Regions from separate parts of the Homo sapiens genome. Here region 2 is linked to region 1. A link is a loop called in an ENCODE intact Hi-C map of the cell type or tissue named here. Cell type or tissue: left lung. All regions are shown on one strand. Each heading gives the region's core, and the rest is flanking DNA. Links, peaks and the distances in the headings are about the cores only.

What was found. A loop is a pair of places that touch in the nucleus more often than their neighbours do. Peaks named below come from ENCODE experiments on the same cell type or tissue, not always from the same donor. Only the 100,000 strongest peaks of a DNase experiment are listed, where the experiment ranks them.
Region 2: it touches region 1 in a loop (2.1-fold over the local background); 34 of 110 quality-filtered maps call a loop at or near these places.

What each region holds. Positions count from the first base shown.
Region 1 is chr18:77,110,413-77,118,618 of GRCh38, forward strand. The region is part of intron 1 of MBP (myelin basic protein); the gene reads right to left. Among named protein-coding and RNA genes, the nearest start is that of MBP, 18 kb to the right of the region's middle. RefSeq lists enhancers at 999-1,500, 1,501-2,002, 3,113-3,660, 8,157-8,206. In left lung, for the core only: no CTCF peak of the experiment used is centred there; a DNase peak (open chromatin) is centred at 4,289; H3K4me3 peaks cover 1,395 bases; H3K27ac peaks cover 2,352 bases.
Region 2 is chr18:77,055,898-77,064,103 of GRCh38, forward strand. All of the region lies in intron 3 of MBP (myelin basic protein), which reads right to left. Among named protein-coding and RNA genes, the nearest start is that of MBP, 73 kb to the right of the region's middle. RefSeq lists enhancers at 2,693-3,326, 7,317-7,406. In left lung, for the core only: a CTCF peak has its summit at 3,864 (motif pointing left); no DNase peak of the experiment used is centred there; H3K27ac peaks cover 948 bases.

The DNA of each region.
Region 1 (8,206 bases), core at 3,117-5,616:
GAACCTTCTTCTTATAGATCAGGGGGCAAAAACCTATGACATATGTGAATTTTTTTTTTTTTTTCAGAATAGAGATTTCCCATGCTTGTGTCACAAGGACCTTCTCCCCAGTCCCCCACCTTCCCTTCTCCATGTAGTGAGAGAACTGCCCCTCTCCCCACACCACCTGCCTTGCACTGGCCACCTGGCTGCCCTGGCAGGGACTACATTTCCCAGCAGCCCTTGCAGCTGTTGCTGGTCACCGCCGGACAAGGGGCCTTTCTCCATTCCATAAGTGTGTATGGAACTTTTGTTCTAAGACCACTTCCCTAGGCATCAGATAAATTAGATAAGATTTTTTTTTCTGTATTTGGAAACTGTAACATGTTATACCTAAACAGACACATGAGAATATATTATAAAACATATAAATTGTGGTTAATTTAATAAAATCTAACCAGCAGGATCCACTTGGGAAAGTCTTAACTTGTGCCTCTGCTAGTAGAATTTGAAGAGCCCACCATGAAGGCATCTTTTTCTGCTTTCTCTGCTTTTTAAAATCCCAGGAGCAATGTTTTCGACATCCCAGGTGCTTTGGAGTCTTCGCGGTGTACGGGACCTTAAAGCTGAGCTGGCTGTATTGCCTCGTGGCTGCTCCAGTCCTGTGCTAGACCTCTCGCTGGGTCTCGGGGTTCTCAGCGCCTGTTCAGAAAGCCTGGCAATGTTTGCCTGGGAGGAAAAGCTCCATAAATACACGCTGAAGACACGACTCTGTGGGTCCGTCAGATGAAACACAGCATCACCCAGCATCCACCGAGGAGCCCAGTGCTCATGGGCACGGTTCTGTATTTTGGAGGTGCCATGACTACAGCTTCTTGAAGAAGGCAACTAAGGGAAACGCTACTGTGGATCTGCACACATCAGAAAAGGCTTCTCTGACCCCTCAACTGTGTGCAAAATAATAAAGGAGATACCATGTAGAATTCAGGTAGAGAGAGGTGCAGACCCAGTATCCCAGGAAAGGAAAACCTGAATAAACAGTGGAACTGTGGAAATTCCAGAGGATTGTCGTGCCCCTTTGTAGAGACGCTAAAGGCCAGGCAGGGGCAGCAGCAGAAGGCTGTGGGCTGCAGGAAGGAGACCCCCACGGGAGGGCCCTGGTGTCGTGTGAGCCCTGGGCAGGTCCACTCGGTCTTGTGAGGCCTCTGCCTCCTCTCCAGCACCCAGGGCGGGATTCACCAGGGCCACCACCAACATGCTGAGACCTGGTGATCTCCTCAGCCGTTGGTAACTGCTTGGGAGACCACGCCCTGGCTTGGCAGGCTCAGTAAGAGCTGTAGACACCGCCCACCCTCCCTGCAGAGAGAAAACAGCCCCTCACCCCTAGAACACGGACAGTGACAGCCTCAAGTCGGAGGGGCAGGCCCTATAACTCTGCTTCTTTGACATTTGAAAAAGAAATCCTGGAGAACAAATTTCAAAGAACAAGCAACTCATATATAAAATAAAACCAAAGATATCTGAAAGAAAATAAATGAAACCAAGTGACGGGACTTCTCTTCTTTCACTATCCTTGTCTCCTTTCTCTCTCCCCCGACGTCCCTCCCTCCATTCCTCTTCCTCTTATTCTACCAATACCCAAGCACTGAAGACTGTGTTCTGCAAGCAATCATTTTTATTTCTCAAACCAAAAGTATGATTGTAACACTCTGTGTTCGGAGCATAGTACACAGCTACCAACGTCACCAAAAACCCGTAGAATGAACACCGTGCACACGCACACACACACACACACACACGTGCGCGCGCGGCAAAAAGAAACAGCTCATTTCGGAGCTGAGGACAAGGCGTGGGAAGAAGACGCGTTTGGTTTCACCCAGGCGGGTGGCGGCAAAGCTGTGGGATGCGCGCTGCACACTCCTTCCGTCATCCCGTTCCCACCTTCCACACACACCTGCGGGAGGTCGGACATGTCCTGATTGCGTGTTCATCACGATGGCAAACCGAACATGAGGAGAACGCCACTGACGCTGGGTGCGCCGGCTTTCCCAGCCCTCGTGCATAACGGGGAGGGAGATGCAGAAGTTTTTTCCAACATCGGTGCAAAGGGGAAGCTGAGGTTTTCCTATGGAGGAGGGTCAGATCCCTCTCTTCCTCATCTCCCTCCCCCTCCCCCTTCTCTGTTTCCAGCTCCCTGTGGACTCTGTCCCACCCACAAGCTCGAGGCTGCTGCCACATGGAAGGCCGGGAGAGAGACGGGCGGCCAGGACAGGGGCCGGCTGTTTGCAGGGGAGGCATGTGTGTGGAGAACGCCTAGGAGCACGTGGGTGGCCACGAACCCTGACCGTGCAGGTCGAGAAACTCTTCCAGGATAGTATGTGGTGGATCGTGTCTGCCTAAAAGGTATGTCCAAGTCCTGACCCCAGGACCTGTGAAGGTGGCCTGATTTGGAAGGAAGGTTTTGTAGATGTCCTCAAGTTAAGATGAGGTCATCCTGGATTACAGTGGGCTCTAAATGCAATGACTGATGTTCTTACAAGAGAAAGGAGAGGGATTTTTTTTTTTGAGACAGAGTTTCACTCTTGTTGCCGAGGCTGGAGTGCGATGGTGCGATCTCAGCTCACTGCCACCTCCGCCTCCCGGGTTCAAGCAATCTCCTGCCTCAGACTCCAGAGTAGCTGGGATTACAGGTGTCCGCCACCACACCTGGCTAATTTTTTGTATTTTTAGTAGAGATGGGGGTTTCACCATGTTGGCCAGGCTGGTCTCGAACTCCTGACCTTAGGTGATCCACCCATCTCAGCCTCCCAAAATGCTGGGATTAGAGGCATGCAGCACTGTGCCTGGTCAAGGAGAGGGAATTTTGGACATAGATACACGGCATTTCACACAGGGAGAAACACCACATGACAATGGAGGCAGAGATTTGGAATGACATGGCTACAAGGCCAGGGACACCAGGGATTGCCGCAGCCACCAGAAGCTGGAAGAGGTGAAGACAGAGCCTCCTGCAGAGCTCCCACTCTGCCAACGCCTTGACTTTGCACTTCTGGCCTCCAGGACTGTGTGTGTGTGGGGGGCTGCTTCTGCTGTTTCAGGACGCCCACCTGTGGTGCCGCCTTGCAGCAGCCCTACAGGGTAACATGCAGGGAAGTGGGAAGTAAGTGGAGACTTGCAGGATGCAGAAGGTGCAGGTGAAGGTGCTGAGGAGGGAAACAGCGTTCTGGGCAGAGGGCACGGCTGTGCAAAGGCCCTGTTGCACAGACACTGTGAGTGGAGTTTGAGTGTGGCATGAAGTGACCTAATAGAACAGAATCTGCGAATGCACGGGGTGCACTCATGGGGGGATTGGGGGAGTGACTTAGACCACGCACACAGACAATGTTCTTCACCCGTTTTGAACAGTGAGTCAATTCTGCCCATGAGCAAGTCTTCCAGACTGTTGGGCCCTAGACGAAGAACGACCTGCAAGCCGGGAATTCTCTGCAAAGGACAATGTCAAAACTCATCTGAGGCATCCATGTCTGTCCTACAGCAAGCTTCCCCGTGACACTGGAGGGACCTAGGCTCCCGGCAGTTTTCAGGAGCCAGCCCTGGGCTAGGGGCTCCACAGTACTTGCAAACAAAGAGTTCCAAAAACCCAATTTGCATTCACCCATGTAAGAAGTGCCTGATAAGGAAGTAGCGTCTCTATTTCCTGGGATGGGGATTTTTGCTCTGGGGTATCAGATAATATTATTTGTAAGCTAGTCATCACCATCCTTCGTTTTCTTCTGCCTTAGCAGATTCAGGTAGATTTATGGCACTGACTATCACTGCTTTAAAGTTATCAAAAATCACTTTAAAAGAAAATGACGAGATTGCAGAAAAGTGGAGTTTATTGAAAATCTGACTGTGGTCCCTTGAAGTTACTGCTTACAGGATCAGCTGACTTTGGAGAGAAAGCCATTATCAGAATCAAGCAGCAAATTACTGGCCCCAGAGTTCCTAGCTTGCTACAATATCAGCTGTCTAAACCAAAACAAAGCATTTTGTTGAAGCGGGGAAAAAAAGGCAGATCAAAGAGTAGCTCATCCACGTGTCAGTTAGATTAGCATTTGAAATTCCTTGTGAATGTATCCACATGTTTATGACAGGCATGGTGTTCAGCTTTAGCAGCATTATGGGGAGTTACGAAATTCTCTGTGTAAAAATAGCGAGGTCATGAGGAAACCACTCTTGCTGTGTAAGTCCTGACAAGCCATGCCAACACCGTCACGCTGGGACTGGCCTTCGGATGGCACGGGGAGGGCAGAGTCACGCAGGCACACGTGACACGCCCTTGCTCTGCGGCCGGTGGGATCCCTGGTAGCTTCGCAGTCATGTGGGGCTTAGTCACAGGAGCATAGGTCAGGTCCTGCTGAGCCCCCTTTCCAAGTGTGCGGTGCGCAAGCCGCCCAACCCAGGGGCCGGCAGCTGGGACAGGGCGAGCAGTGGGCTGCAGGGAGGAAGTGGGGAAGGCCTGGGGGCAGACGTGCCTGGGCGAGGGCCTTCCTATTCCTGCTCTCCCTGTCTGCTCTGAGGATGTGGGCCCTGACCTCCTTATCTGTAAAGCCCTGATGGTGGATGCAGCTTCCTGGAGCTGCTGTGGAAACCACTGGTTAATATTTTACAGGTCGCTGGGTTACAAACTGTCAAGTCAGAGGAACACTACACGCTGGCACCAGCTGCTCCTCTGTAGCCACCCGTATGTCCCTCCTGAGCCGTGGCAGGGAGTGACACCTTTGCCAATACCACCATCCACAGGGTCAACATGACCCCGGGCCCTGGTCTTAGTAACTAGAGGAAACACACCGACTTCAGGCATTGCTCACAGCCAGAGCTGGTGTTAACTGAAGAATGTTTTAATTCACCTGCCGAGGAACTCACACATTCCTTGCCAGCAGGCACAATGGCTCTTGATAGCCTGTGTGCAGGGAACAAATGTGTTGGCCCCATGCTCAGGCCATGCGTACACATAAGAGCTGTCGTCTGGGTCTTGGCTAAAATAAACTGAATCTTCCCGAAAACACAGGTTCCTATTACGGAGTCCATGATAGGAAAGATGTTCAGCTCTGCTGCTATCATGGGGAAGTAGAGTGGTTGATCTGAAATCTCCAGATTCTAATCAAGGAGAAGAATGCTGTGCTGTGGCCACAGACCCCACCGTGGTCTCAAAGAAAACCTGGATCAGAGCCCATCTTCTGATCAGTGCCACACCTTCACATGGGTGTGCAGCATTTTACTGGGTGACTGCCTTTCAGAACCTTCTGGAATTTTCCAGATCCTTCCAGATTGCAATAAAGAAAAAGAATGCAATGTGTGGTCATTAATCTCAGCATGGTCCTGCAGAAGAACTGGCTCTGAGCTGATCTCCTAAGGGGCCCCACGTCTTCACATGGGTGTGTAGTATTTTACTGGGCAACTGCCTTTCAGAACCTTCTGGAATTTTCCAGAGCCTTCCAGGTTCTAATCAAGGAAAAGAAGGCAATGTGTGGTCATTAACCTCACTGTGGTCCCTCAGAAGACCTGGCTCTGAGCTGTCTCCTGAGGGGCCCCACATCTTCACATGAGTGTGCAGCACTTTACTGGGCAACTGCCTTTCAGAACCTTCTGGAACTTTCCAGAGTCTTCCAGGTTCTAATCAAGGAAAATAAGGCAATGTGTGGTCATTAACCTCACTGTGGTCCCTCAGAAGACCTGGCTCTGAGCTGTCTCCTGAGGGGCCCCACATCTTCACATGAGTGTGCAGCACTTTACTGGGCAACTGCCTTTCAGAACCTTCTGGAACTTTCCAGAGTCTTCCAGATTCTAATCAAGAAAGAGAATGCAATGTGTGGTCATTAACCTCACCATGGTCTCACGAAAGACCTGGCTCTGAGCTGATCTCCTAAAGGGCCCCATGTTTTCACATGGGCATGCAGCATTTTACCGGGTGAGTCCTTAACTTCGCAGGACACATTAGAAAGACAAAGGATGCTAGCAAGTGACAATTATATTTAAAGAAAAGGGCAGGAGACACAGCATGAAACAGAATGATGCATTGAACAGAACTAGATTTGGGCTCAGGAGAGCTTGGAGAGCAGCCAGCATCGACGGGGCGCTTACTATGGGCTAGGTGCTCATGCAACAGGTCAGAAGTATAGCTTCTTAGTCCTGTCTACTGTACAAGGAGGCAAGTGCTATTATTATGCTCCCCACTTTACAGACGTTGAAACTCATGAGGTTTAGAAAGCCCGAGTAATGCGTGACCAGCCTGGCCAACACGGCGAAACCCCGTCTCTGCTAAAAATACAAAACTTCACCGCGTATGGTGGTGCATGCCTGTAATCCCAGCTACTGGGAAGGCTGAGGCAGGAGAATCTCTTGAACCCAGTAGGCAGAGGTTGCACTGAGGCACTGAGTCGAGATTGGGCCACTGCACTCCAGCCTGGGAGACAGAGTGAGACTCTGTCTCAAAAAAAAAACAAAACAAACAAAGAAAGCAAGCCCAAGGAACACAAGTCCACACAGCAGGACCTGACACCAACACCAACAGGTCGGAGCTGAGCTGTGCTCCTGGCTGCTACGTGGTTTGTGACTTCACCAACCTGATGACCTGGTCTTTGGTTTCTTGATACTTGAAGTCCTGGATTTCTTACGGAAAAGACCTCCTTCAAAAGGCTAGAGGGTGCTTTCTCCTTCACGTCACATGTATGCTCTGAAGACTCAAAATATAGTAACAACTCCACAACTCATTTCCTTCTACATGAAAACTATCACAGAGTAACAATAAATTATGAAGAACTATAGGAATTTGTCATTAAGTGAAGTATCTTTTAAAACTCTGTTATTAAAAATGGCATTTAAATGAATGATTCAATAATAAACACCTAGCATGCATGGTGTATGTTATGAACATAAGACTGCCACTGAGCTTGCATTCTGAACTTGAACTTTTCGAGTGTTTTCTGCATGCCATTAAATTTCTACATGATATTTTTGGGCCTAAAAAGATCAGTAGCCTTCAAAAGGTGACGATTTATTATCACTAGGTAGAGGCCTTATAATTTTATGCCTACATCAAAATCAAGATTATCCAGGAAGGCTTTTCACAAGGGGTAAAGAACAGGGTTTGAAAGATGCAAACACGTTGGCAGAACACATTCATAGTTCCGTGGCTTGCCTGATAGATTGTGACTGTCCTGAAATTATAATAAAGTGTCTGAACTATTGATACTTCTCCAGAATTCCAGTATCTGTGGATGGGTTATTTCCTAGTTGACCCTGATCTCAGATTTTGAATGAGGTAGGTAACATCCTGAGACTGCACAGAACCTCTGAGCAGTGGGTTGGAGTGGGATAGGGGACGGTGCGTTGGAGTGGGATGGGGGTCAGTGGGTTGGGGTGGGACGGGGGTCAGTGGGTTGGAGTGGGATGGGGGTCAGTGGGTTGGAGTGGGATGGGTTGGAGTGGGACAGGGGACAGTGGGTTGGAGTGGGAGGGGGGACATTGGGTTGGGGTGGGACGGGGGTCAGTGGGTTGGGGCGGGATGGGGTCAGTGGGTTGGGGTGGGACGGGGACAGGGGGTTGGGGCGGGATGGGGGACAGTGGGTTGGGGTGGGATGGGGACAGTGGGTTGGGGCGGGATGGGGACAGTGGGTTGGGGCGGGATGGGGACAGTGGGTTGGGGCGGGATGGGGACAGTGGGTTGGGGTGGGATGGGGACAGTGGGTTGGGGTGGGATGGGGGACAGTGGGTTGGGGTGGGATGGGGACAGTGGGTTGGGGTGGGATGGGGGACAGTGGGTTGGGGTGGGATGGGGACAGTGGGTTGGGGTGGGATGGGGTCAGTGGGTTCGGGAGCAGGAGGCCTGTGTCCCACCCCATCTCTCCCCTAGGGTGGATTGGCCTCAGCCCGACTGCTTGGTCTCTCTGAGCTCCACCCACCACCCTCACAACATGGGCTGGATTCTGGGGGCTTTGCACCCAGCAGTTGGCACAGGACAGGCCTGTTCAGGTTTTAGCACAGTCGGCCATGATCCGTGAGCTGCTGACCTGGATTTTTCCCACTGGAGGCCAAATCCAAGAGGAAATGCAGGAAATCTCCCGTGTGAGTGTCTGCCCTGTGCTCGGCACCAGGGTTCACAGACAGAGACAGTGCGGAAAGCTGGATTCCAACACACAGGCCACCCGCCCCACCCACACACACACTCCACAGACACCACACA
Region 2 (8,206 bases), core at 2,922-5,421, 55 kb before region 1:
AATAATTAAGGTTTTAGAGCAGCTGTTGGAATTTTTAGAAAGGAAAAAAAGAAAAAACGAAGTGAGGCTCCCCCTCCCCGACTCCTCTTACACATCCCTGTGGCTCTGTGGTGTCACGGCTGAGCGTGCTGCGCTCCACTGACCGTGTGGATGAAGGGCAGGCAGCACCTGGGTGCATTTGTGCCAGCGCATGGCAGTGAGGCCGCTGGCAGTGCATTTCCTGTTATCCGTGACCCCGTGCGCCCGGGGCTGGGTCTGCAGAGGCTTTGGGGAACACACTGTTGCTGTCTCCTGTGCCTGGCCCGGTGTCCATGTGGCTCACAGGACCCATAGGGACCAGGTGCTGCTCTAAACTGGAGGCATGAACTGACCATTGGCCCAGACAGCCTTGCCATTCCCGTCCGGGGGATTAAACCTTGAACAGGTTTTGTAGGACTCTCAGCCCCAACTTCCTTGTCTCTAGAAAACTTGCCACTATGAATTATTTCTCCGTCCCTTTGAGACATCGGCCCTTTCCTGGCCTCTTGCTCAGTTCACTGCCCAGCTTTGTCTTCTCGAAGGACCCAGGAGCCTTTGAAATGTAACCAACAAGGAAGATAACACCCTCAGCTCCCAGTCCCTGCGGGAGGCAGGGGCCTAACTGTGGTAAGCGCTAATCTGCAAACATTGCTGGCCTGACTGCACCAACCGGCCTCCATCCGATGTCCTCCAGGACTCTCCCACCAGCTCACCCCAGTGCTTAAAAACCCTCCCGCCTTTCGTTTCAGCAGGGTGGAGTTCAGCTCGCTCTCTCCTACTGCAATAGTCTGGGATACGTCTTCCCTGCCTGTCTCACTCTCCCTGGGGTAACTTTTCTTTGACACCACTGAGTCCTCCCAGCAACCTGCAGCTGAGCACACAACCCCCCTCTGCACAGGGGAACCGAGTCCACAGTCCTAACTACCAAATGACATGGCCTCACTAAAGTAACTCCTAGAAGCCGAGACCTTTGTCCGACAGCTCTCAGGAGAGGCTGCCGAGGAGAACCGGCTTCCCACGTGCCCTGACCACGCCCACACCCACGGCGTGAGATTTCACCACTCAGCCGCTGAGAAGCAGGGGGTCTTTGGCCCAAAACAAACATCCTCTGAGACGGGAAGGAGGCATGTCCCCCAAGAACTGCCTGGGTACTACAATGAAGCAGGGTAAATATTCAGAAGTGTGTTTGGGTTTTTAATGATATAAAGTATCATTAACATTCACTTCAACGCACAGAGGAGAAGTAACTGTTACAGTGTTTGTTTTCACATCTGTCAGACAGACATGAGAACTGCCCTGCCCCTCAAGGAACCAGCTGCGGTCTCCCTGGCTGGCTGGGAGCACTGGGCTCCGATCCTGCTCCTGAGTGTCTGCCTGGCAGCTGCACCCTCATCTGACATGCAAGGCGGGGTCAGACAAGATAATCTGAATATTCCTTCATCCCCCAACTTGTGATTTTGTTTCTATGATTTATACCCAGCCCAAAGATGCTATTTCACAAAATGGGTTTTGTGGCTTGTCTAGACAGGAATACAAGGCCTCAGGCAGCCACGGAATCACAATTAGCGATCCATTCACACTAGCACCGAATATTCCCACGGAAAGGCCGTGCAGTGATTATCTCTAAGGACAAGGACTGTGTGTGAAGAAGGACAAGGAGAGAGGAGCTCCCGCGACTGCCAGGTCCAAATGGAATTTTACATCGGAAATGACAGCTACTTACTAAAGTCTTGTAGCTTAGTTTACTAACCTGGATGCATTAAATACACACATCATTTGAAAAATAGCATCTCAAAAAATGATTTTCTCATAGCCGTTTCTTGGAAACAAATTTAAACAAAGATGCAATGATTTAAAAAACCGCTACACGAAAATTCTGAAGGGGGACACCTGAGGAAGGCGGGGAGTGTTTTTTTTTTTTTTTTTTTTGAGACGGAGTCTCGCTCTGTTGCCCAGGCTGGAGTGCAGTGGTGCGATCTCGGCTCACTGCAAGCTCCGCCTCCCGGGTTCACGCCATTCTCCTGCCTCAGCCTCCCGAGTAGCTGGGACTACAGGCGCCCGCCACTACGCCCGGCTAATTTTTTGTATTTTTTTTTTTAATAGAGACGGGGTTTCACCGTGTTAGCCAGGATGGTGTCGATCTCCTGACCTCGTGTTCCGCCCGCCTCGGCCTCCCAAAGTGCTGGGATTACAGGCGTGAGCGGGGAGTGTTTTTTAAGTTCGGCAGAGGACACCCAGGGCTGCACCGGCTCTTCAGGGACCCTCCGGGGAGAAGAGGCATCCCCTCCCCAGCCCTGGACGTCCACCTCAGGGGCGGTGGGGATGCGGGGATGCGGGGATGCCGAGCGCTCCCAGGCTGGGTCACAGCAGGCAGTGGCTCCGCTCTGGCTTCGACTCTCAGGACCCACCTGGGACCCCTGCTCCACGCTGCGGGGAGGCCAAACCTGGAGAACCCAGGGCACCAGTTCAGGCTGACAGCCCGGCCGGACCCAGCCAACGCCCCGCACAGCTCGCCAGCCACGGGAGGGAGCGGCCTCCGGCAGACCCCAGCCCCAGGCACGACCCCAGGCCCGGGCACGACCCCAGCCCCCACCGGCTGATGCGACGCCCACAGGGGACGAGCTGTTCCAGCACCACCCCCGCCCCCGCGTGCAGAATCCTGAGCAACAGAAACAGCACTTTAAGAAACGAAATCGTGGACGCACTTGGAACACGGCCGCAGTGACTGGAATGGTGCCCAGAGCCATTTTAATCTGGAACAGACTGGGGACCAAGTCTCAAGCTCCAGGCCTGTGGGGTCAAGCAGCTTATTCCGTGGAGGGAGGAAAGTCGCAGGGGACCTGGAGGCCCTGGAGATGGGGGCTCCTCGGCCGGCCGACTGCAGCCTGGAGAAGGCCACTGCCAGGCCTTTAGTTTCCAGAGACGCTGCAGTTCAACATTTTCCGGGGAAAGTTTACCGTTTCCAAATGTCATCAAAATTAAAAGAAAACACCTCCACCATATGGACATAACGAGACCTGCCTGAGGGCCACCACATCCAGCCCTAGCCCACCAACTTACAACCCCCTGAGGCTGCCCCAAGATGGAAGCGTGCTGGGGAAATAGGCATATTCAGCCACGGGAAGGGCAGTTCGCCAGCACGAGTTCGGGGAAAATAATTTAGCCGTCTCACTTACTTTGACTGAAGCCTATTAAAACAATTAAAAGAAAGAAAAAACCCTACTGAAATCAAAGTGCCAACTGTAGCATGGTTTCTAGTAGCAAACTTGAGACAACCAAAATGAAAAGCAATAGAGGAATGATATTACTGTTCAATCATATGGAATATTAAGGAGCTATTTTAAAAGGATAATACAGGATCGCTAAACAGCCTAGAAAAATGTTGTTGGTTGAAAGATCAGAATTCAAAATGGAAAATGGGACAGTTATGTCAGGTAGTTGAATTATTTTTTAGTTCATCAATTAATCCCATTAATTAATTTTAATTATTAATTCAATTTGCTGCTTTATTAATTATAATGAATTTAAATTATAATAATTTAATTTTATAAAGTAGTCACTAATTATTTATAATTAATTTAATTCTAATGATAATAATTTAACCTTAATTACATTATTAAAATTAAAATTAATTAATTTTTATCTAATTAATCAAATTTGACATATGTGTAACACTATAAATAAATATATTTTTGCTTAAAAAATCAGGGGAATATTATTACAAGTAAAAATACACCAAGATGCAAAAGCAGACATGGATCTTGAGAAGCCATTTGGTATGTCCACTTCAGTGCTAAGTGCTTCCACCTGGTGGCCAATTCAAATAAAAATAGGGGCCAGCACAGATAAGAGATGCACCGCCTTCAAGAGGCTTGCATTTGTGGAAGAAAAAACACACCAAGTATGCAAATGCAATAACCAAAAGGCCAATGTGAAGGACATGAAATAAGGCAGTGGGATAAAGAAGTGTGGCATGGGAGACAGGCGGGCTTCTTGGTTAGATATGACAGGAACAGCCTCTTAGAAAAGTGATGTAAAGTAAAAATAAAGGCCCTAGCCCTCCAGGCAAGACGGAATAGACTCTTTGTGGCAATAAGATAGCAAATTATGGGCTGGGCGTGGTGGCTCATGCCTGTAATCCAGCACTTTGGGAGGCTGAGGCCCTCGTTCCATGTCCTTCTATGTTAAACCATCCCCCAAATGGTGTGAAGTCCCCAGAATGGCTGGCCCCGCCATTTCTCTATTTTGTTTTCTCTAACCTCCTGCCCTCTCTCTTCCACCTCCAGTATATGGCACGGCACATTGGAGGTGCTCAAAAATGATTTAATAAATGAATGGAGAAAGCACATAGGCAGGACATCCTAGTACCAATGATGAATGAGTGTTTATGGCAGATGTGACCCAGGTCCTCAGAGGCACATGAAAAATGCTAATGAACGGCAGCACTCATTATTCACTGTATGAACGTGGCTTCAAGCAGTAGAGATGTTAAAGCATCCTGTAATGGAGTATAACTGTTTTCTCTCTCTCTCCTTTTTTTTTTTTTTTTTTTTATGAGGCGGAGTTTTGCTCTTGTTGCCCAGGCTGGAGTGCAGTGGTGTGATCTCAGCTCACTGCAACCTCTGCCTCCTGGGTTCAAGGAATTCTGCCTCAGCCTTCCAAGTAGCCAGGATTACAGGTGTGCACTACTACATCCAGCTAATTTTGTATTTTTTGGTAGAGATGTGGTTTCCCCGTGTTGGTCAGGCTGGTCTCGAACTCCTGGCCTCAGGTGATCCACCTGCCTCAGCCTCCCAAAGTGCTGGGATTATAGGCATGAGCCATCATACCCGGCCAAATTGTTCTCTCAATGGGCCCTTGCAACAATTCTTGAGGGTCAATAGGAAACCCTGTTTTCTGGAGGAGGAAACAGGCACAGAGAGATGAAGTCGCACCCCCAGTTGCATTGAGAGTTGATGGCAGAGCCAATGGTCACACCTGCCTGTTTCCCAGGTGGAGTCTGTCTTCTCTTGAGGCTGCCGCTGACCCTCAATGGAACACAGGCACGCAGTGCCTCAGCAACCAGCCGCTCAGAACTCCTCCTGGGCCTTTCTCAGAGCCTGGGACCTGGAACTTTGTGCTATGAAATGCCTATCAAAGTCCTGGCTCTGGGAAGGGACCCCAAGTTCTTGTAATTCTGTCTGTGGATCATAGCAGGTCCTCTGATGGCTAGACACAGGGATCATAGGCTCTTGGCTTGCAATGCGGAAGATTCATGTTGCACCACTGGCCCTTACTGAATTCTATTACAATAAATAACTATACAAAACTAATCTCCACATGTGCTATAAAAATACCTTGAGGTCGTTGACTACCATGTGACTCTTTGTCTGTGATAAAAATTTAAGCAGGAAAAATTCTTAGTATTTGTTAAACAAAGCTCTGTATGCTTCAAAAAATGTCTGCAGTCTTCTCTCTGAAAATACTAGCCAATGTTTACTGAGTACTGTGAGGAGATGGGAGAGTCCCACACGTGCACATGTGTTGTTTCTTACTCACAGGTCATTTTATGATTACCCCTACTTACGTATGGGGAAACCAAGACACAAACAGAGGAGTTCATTGCTAAAAGCACACAGCTAAAAGGTGGTAGGGCTCTACCACCTGCTGTGTAAAATGAGAGACTTCAGGCTGGCCGGGGTCCCCTTCCACTTGGGCAGCTGGGCAGCTCAGAGTGAAACGGGCGGCTCCCTGCAGCCATTGTCACATGGTTGATGTGTTTGTGGTCTTCCTTCACTTCATCTAGACTTCTCAATTTTATTTACATTTTACTGTTTCCTGGTGTTTTTTCCTACTGTCAGCTAACTCAAGCTTTATAAAATAAAGAAGAGTGAAAACACGCACACACCAATATATGTACTTAAATGTTTCTGGGATGAATACTTTTTAAATAAACATTAAACACAGATATTTCTATCTCCATTGTCTGAGCAATGAAGTTGTGAATGTTTTCCTCATGACTCTTCATGGGGGTTTGCCCTTACATGCTGTGCACACAGGACTTGGCCCTGTGAAGTGGACGCAGTGAACACAGACGCGGGCTGGTGACGTTTTCACGGTAGGACATCCATCCTCTGTGGCACATGTGGAGTGAACTAGCTTACACATGACACGGAGTCCACATCCCTCCAGCCCTGTCTTTGAGATGCCTGTCCTGGCTGAGAGGAACCACAGTCAGTCACCGGGGCAGTAGTGCCCTCTTTTGGCCACTCCTCTCCTCCCTTAGTATAATTTAGGGAGACCTAAGACTTCGCTCACCTCAACTGAATTGCCTGCCTTTAGTTTAGCCCCACGATTAGTCAACTCTGGCGGGAGAAGAGGTGGAGACTGACTCCTGCCTTCCTTCCCGCCTGGTTTCTAAGGAGGAGGACAGTGTGTGCACTACCTGTGGGTGTGTGGGTCAGAAAACGCTTAGCAGCAACTGGTCTACTGAAAAATGGCCTGCTTCCCCAAAGCTTGGACAACGCCCAGTTCTCTAGGTTGTCGTGCCTTAGAGTGTTTTCTTCCTCCTTTTGTAACTAGGCAAAACAGTCTTAAGCATAACCAGAAAGCTGTCGAAAAAAAAAAAACAAATCACAGAAGATATTTGAAAGTGTGCTCTAACGAGTTATTTACTTAGATTGAAAACAATCCTTTGGTGAGATTTTTACCAGAACATGAAGGGCAAATAAAACTTCAAAGTGGATTGCTAAGAGAATGACTGGCTTTGGCCTTCACAGAGACGAGGAGGAAGGCTGCGTGGTTTTAGTTGTCTGTTTGTGGTTTTGAGCACTCAATGTGTGAACCATAGCAATAGCACCTGTGCCAGAGTCAGCACCTGGCACAAACTTCTCAATGCGCCAATCAGTCTTAACTCGGGGACTCTCTTATCAGCTGAAATACAACACTATTGCCTTTCGACGTTCACAGAGATCTTAGGTATGCGTGTCCTGCAGAGTGGTTAGCTAAGGATGATGGCTTTCTGCCCATTTCTCACATTCCTCGCTCATTCTTCTGATGCGTGGATGAAACGGCTGCCAAGAACCTAGAGATGACCATCACACGATCACGGTGACTTGTGCTCACGGGACATCAGGAATGGTTTCCCAACGTACTGATGGGATTTACTATCATGTCAAGGAAAGACCTTTTCCTAAAGTAGGTGGGAGCTGCTGCTCTCATTTAGAGTCACTTTATACATTACAATTTTAAAAGAAATTGCATATATGCCTCCAAGGTTATACAGCCAAGACTAATAGCCAAGATTATTTTAGTTTCTTTTCCTTCAGCACTCTGCGCCTTTAGAGTAGAGTTCTGTGTGCCCCAGGAAAGGGTCAGGCATGGGAAATTATTAAGGTCAATAGCAAAAGCCCCACAGTTCAACAGGCCCTTCCAGGTCGGCATCACTTGGGATTGTTGCTGCTAAATAATGCGTGCAGAGGCCTCCTGGGCCAGCCTCCCCTAGGGTGGATGAAATGAGGATGCCTGGACCACAAGCTCCTCCCACTTCCCCCTTGGTTTTGACTCAACCTGAATCAGGCATCAGCTGCAAAGGCCTGAAGGTGACTCTTGAGAACTGCTTCCTCGGCACACTCACGGGCAGAAAGGCTTGGAATGTGGGAGCTAAGTTCATTCGGCAGATATGCGAGCCTTGCTCCGGTGTCCAAGGACCTGGGAACACCTCAGTAAACACAACAGGCAGAAGTATTGCTCTTCCTATCAAAACACAACCCACGTTTGTGAAATGATGGAAATATTCTGCATTTCCATCATTTCCAGTAGTTTTCACATTCAATCCTAGGTAATAACTCTCTAAACTCAGTATCTCTTGGAAAAGATTAAGGAGGGCTGCGTTTGGAAGGGCTTCAGGAATGATATCATCTTGATAGCGTAAGGAAAGGGCTAAGTATAGAAGACCTTTTTATGTTATATTGTATCCATGCTGTATATATACCTATACATATGTGTGTGTGTGTGTGTGTGTGTGTGTATGTGTGTATTTGATGGTAACAGAACCGCTGCCATCGTTACGAATAATCTCAAAAGCAATTAGCTAGGGGAATAATGATAAAGATGATGTTTGCTTAAAAAAACAGTAGGCTTAGCCAAAATCATTCTAGAACTCACTTTTATTTATGTGTAAAACCTAAATTTGGACATTTGTCTTCGT